2 separate regions of the Mus musculus genome follow, and region 1 is linked to region 2. A link is a loop called in an ENCODE intact Hi-C map of the cell type or tissue named here. Cell type or tissue: heart. All regions are shown on one strand.

Region 1 (2,500 bases), 1.5 Mb after region 2:
GCAGTACATTTTAGTTGATAGCATTCTAAGGGGATGACCTTATACTTACTACATAGCTAGAGATGACCTTGATCTTTGGTCTTTAGAGGTTGAGTAAACCAGTTGACAGCAAGAATAAAGAGGAAGGCAAACATGGTTTTAGCCCCGAGGTTCTGCCCACTGTGACCACCAGAATTATAGGTCATCCATCCCCCTTCAGGATCCCTCTCAGGAGCGTGAACACCCATCAATCACTACTCCTCTTTCTTCAAGCTCATAAACAAAAACCAGTGCAAAGGTTCTTGATGCCTAACCTTCACTTCAAACAAGGCAAGGCTTCTGTTGGATAGTACACCAAGGTTCCAACTCTGCCTGTTTAATGCTCACACACACACACACACACACACACACACACACTAAGCATTAGTTGGCTAGGTGGTGGTTTGAATAAGAATGGCCCTATATTTTATAGGCTATATTGCCTATATTTTATAGGCTCATATATTGGAATATGTGGTCCAAGGTTGGCGGGGCTGCTTGGGAAGGATTATGAGGTGTGACGTGGTTGGAGAAAGTATGTCACTGGGGACTTTGAGATATCAAAAGGACTCCCACCGGTACCAGAACGCATGATCTACCCCATCCTTGTTATTGTTGTCATTCAAGACAGTAGCTCTCAGTTGTTCCTTTGTTCCACTGCCATAGACTCTAATTCTCCGAAACCTTAAGCCAAATTAAATACTTTCTTTTTAAAGTTGCATTTGTCATGGTGTTGGATCACAGCAATAGAAAAGTAGCTGAAGCAGTTGGAAAACACATATTAAAGTCTATGAAAGAAGCTGGGCGTGGTGATACATTCCAGTAATCCCAGTATTTATGAAGGAGAATTGGGAGTTAGGGTCATCCTCACCTAAATGGCCATATTGAGCTACATTAGACCCTATCTCAAGATGAAATAAAATAAAATAAAATAGTATAACATAAAATAAAAAATATCCAGGCATATTGCTTCATGCCTATTGTCCTAGCACTTGTAGGTAGAGACAAGACAATCTACAGTTCAAGGTCAGCTTGATCTTTATAGTAAGACTCTGTCTCATAATAATAATGATAATGATAATAATAATAATAGTTAATGAAATACATACCCATCTGCCAGAATATCCAGTATCCCAGGTAAATAAAGGAAGTAAACAAAGGAAATTAAAGAATCGTGTTTAGAAGTCAAGACAGGTGTTAAACTCACTGTGTAAAGACGGAAAAGTGTGGATTCTAAGCATTTTACTAGATGAGTAGCACACACTGAACAAACATGCTTATCAGCTGGATCGTGAGTGTGATGTTGCACTCTATCTTTCCTGTGGCTTTCTAATTCTATAAGAGAAGAAGGTTGACGTCTTTTACTCAGGCATCCATTTACATGGCACTGAGGATAAGAGAGATGGAGAGAATGCAGATGTCAGGCATGCTTGGTACCATGTGCAGAGAGAGACCCCTGCTGGAACATTTTTATCTCTGTAGTTGAGAAAGTCTAAATCAACCCCCGGAGACTGTAGGATAAAAGAGATAGCCATGACTCTGCAGGTTTTAAGTCTGAACATTTTTTTTTGTCCCATGATAGAAAATATTTAACTTCACACACACACACACACACACACACACACACACACACACAAACACACACATCTTTAACAAGGCAGGACTTAGAGATTTCAGGTTTTGGTTTTTATTTCCTTTTTGATCTCCCCGCTTGAGAAACAAAACAGAAGGATCTGACTTTAACGTCCCAGCCCGAGCTACTATTTCTCTGGTGGGATGCCACAGCCCCTCCCCTCATTTCCTAAGCACTGTTGTCAAGCTTGGCTATTCTTCAGCACTGTGTGGGAGTATGCCCCTGGAGGTGGCTATGGACTCCATTGTGGACTAGTGTCACTTAGCCACATTTGCCATGGTGAGATCAGATGAATTCTAATGGTCTGTATCCTACAACTGACCTTACTAGGATCCTCTGAGGGATGCTGTTGGAATTTGGAGTTATACATTATGAGAGCTGAGTTTCCAGGCAGTCAGGCCCTGGAATAAAGAGCTCCTTACCAAAACACTGACCCGAGAGACCTTACTAGAGTTAGTGATAGATATAGAGTATGTTACCCAGCATGCAGTGGGAAGTGATGCTAGACCAGATCCTGCTCGGGCTCTCCAGCTTTGGTAAAGTGTTTGCCACGGATTCCTTAGGCAGAAGGCATGCACAGCATATTGGAATGTAATTTGACTTGCCTCTATCCCTGCACTTTCTGTTTCCCAAGTAAAATGCTATTTAAAAAAAAAAAAAAAGTCCTCTTTTCCCTTACCCAGAATGCTACATGTTCACATTCCTTCCTCCTTCACTTGGACCACACTTAAATCACTAGGTTCTACTAATGACTGGTTCTGGTTTTATATACTTGCGATTTCTTCATTTGCTTGCTTATATTTTATTGAAATATAACAAATCTACATGTATGAGAGATATATATGTGAT
Region 2 (2,500 bases):
ATCATCTATGGGGCAACTAGCTACGCACAGACAGCCAGGTCTCCAGTGGAGCTTAGGTGTTGAACTCTGGTGGGACCCAGTGGGTGGAATTTCCAACTACATGGGACTGAAGGCATTCGATCATGTCTCCTGGACCCCTGGCTCCTATTGAAGTTACTGCCCCCACAGCCCCTACAGGAGAGGTGCATGGCTATCAGTCACATAGAAACAGCACCAAGCCTTCCTACATGCAAATTAGATTTTCCTCAAACTCTCAATCCAAGCCAATGAAAGGTACCTGCTGTCGATCCCTGAGTCACCCCCAGAACTGTATATAAATCCATCCAGGGAACTAAAGGTACAGGAGGACTACTCCTTCGTCTGAGTCTTTTGTTCCAGGAGCTGTATGTAACACTTGGGAAGAGATCTTCTCTCCCGAAGAGCCACCTGAGGTCTCGACACACTCCTCACTGGATAGTAGGCTTCCTGTCGGCCCAGTCCGACCCAACTCAGCTCAGAGCGGCTTGGAGTTACTGACCTAGAAGGCAGGGCAGAGATTTCGCCTCCCAGCCTGCACTTACTTCCCTTCACTGGAACCCTTGTACCAGGCCTGGACAGAGATCTCCATGGAAAACCTCGGGTACCCAGGCCCACAATCATCATGGCCTGAAGCATGGCAGCATCCAGGCAGGCATGGCACTAGAGGAGCTGAGAATTCTATATCTTGTCCAGAAGGCAAACAGGAGACTGGCTCCCATGTGATTAGGAGGGTCTCCAAGCCCACCCTCATAGTGACACACTTTCTTCAACAAGGCCACATCTGCTCCAACAAGGTAATATCTCCTAATCTTGTCGTTCCCTGGTCCAAGCATATTCAAACCATCCCAGTTTGATACATCAATATTGTTTTTCTCTGCCTGCTGCTTCTTTCATAGCATCACCACATCATTAGTAAGAATATCTCAGTCCTCTAGTGAAGTTATAGGTGGGGTTGCACTCCTAAATGAAGATAATAATAATAATAATAATAATAATAATAATAAACAATAATAATACCTGCACTTACCTAAAGCATCATACTAAAACCATTTCCCTCAATTTGGACTCTTGTTCTTTCCTCATTTGAAAGACAAAAGTAGGAGTCAACTCAGAATTACATGCCCTGAACACTTGATTTGATTCTTATTTTTATCATATAGATCAGACCCCATTCAGAAATGGCATATGGTAGAATTTTCAGCTTTGTTCCTGCCTCAATCTAATCATTCTATTTCAACCATTTATTATCACCCTCTATTAGTACATATTTATTATATAGAATACCAGATATCTGTACATCTTTCACATAGGTATGTACACTATTTGTTTTTCTACCTCTATGAAATACACTGGTATCAAAATCCTTAAAAATATCTTCAAAAACACAACTAAATAATCCTACCAGCACGTGAACCATAAGGGCATAAAGGTAAATGTTCAAGCATAATAAGAAAAATATAAACTTCAGTAATCACATATACAAGAAATGATAACAGGTTAAAAATAACAATACAAATAGTTGAACATGTTCTATTCATTGAATAAATGCCTCCTATTTACTTATTTATTTATTTATTTATTTTGTGTTGGCAAAGGTGAAAAACATTCAGTGCATACTTGAAAACAAAACAATGTAACCCTTGCTGCTCTGTGTGGACTGGGGAGAAAGGAAAACCTAAGGTTATAGATAAAATATCTGTGTCTCTTGAGAAACCCACACTAGCTATGTCTTCTTATATTTCTCACTAACACTCTGATATCTGTGCTTCAATTTTTTTTAAAATCTTTTGAAAAACAAAACCTTTGGTTCATAAAAAATAAAATTGTAAGGACTAAGAGGGGATGCAACATGAGAGTTCTTTTGCAGAAAATAACAGCTAACAAAACAAGCTAAACTCAGCTAATCACTGTGTTGAGACATATAAAAGAATGAGACTTGGTTGCCAGCCAAGACATTGTGTTAGGGTAGTGATACCAAGCTATGATTAGTGTTAGGGCCCACATCACACATAAAATCAAGTGAATATAAGTTGGCAGTCTAGACTCCCAATTATATAGACTGTGGTTTTACTTAGAAATAAAGTTCTCTCACCGGTATGTGCTGCTGCTACACAATGTTAGCTGCATCTCTTTAAAAAGGAGAGAATTGAAAATAGAAACAGACATGTACAGAGAAAGTTGACCTGAAGGCACACGTAGAAAGTTCAATGTGGCTGCATTGGTAAAGTAACAAGTCAAAGCAAGGAGATTTTTGACAATCATCCCAAACTTGAAGAGGCACAAGATTTTGACCTATAGACTTCTCAGAGAGGTAGTGTGAAGTCTTTGGCTTGGAATTAAAGGTCTTTGGAAATGTAAGAAACATTATGTCAAGTCCCATTATCTTCATGACTATTATAAAAACCCTGGGGAAATAAAAGTAACACATTTTTTGAGATACTAATAAACTATAGAAAATATAAAATAAATATATTAACATTAA

What was found. A loop is a pair of places that touch in the nucleus more often than their neighbours do. Peaks named below come from ENCODE experiments on the same cell type or tissue, not always from the same donor. Only the 100,000 strongest peaks of a DNase experiment are listed, where the experiment ranks them.
Region 1: a loop joins it to region 2, with 2.8 times the contacts of the local background. A loop is called at or near these places in 3 of 42 quality-filtered maps.

The regions. Positions count from the first base shown.
Region 1 is chr9:94,612,615-94,615,114 of GRCm38, forward strand. No RefSeq gene overlaps it. Among named protein-coding and RNA genes, the nearest start is that of Gm39404, 29 kb to the left of the region's middle. In heart, a CTCF peak has its summit at 1,465; no DNase peak of the experiment used is centred here; H3K27ac peaks cover 489 bases.
Region 2 is chr9:93,073,497-93,075,996 of GRCm38, forward strand. No RefSeq gene overlaps it. Among named protein-coding and RNA genes, the nearest start is that of 1700034K08Rik, 69 kb to the left of the region's middle. In heart, no CTCF peak of the experiment used is centred here; no DNase peak of the experiment used is centred here.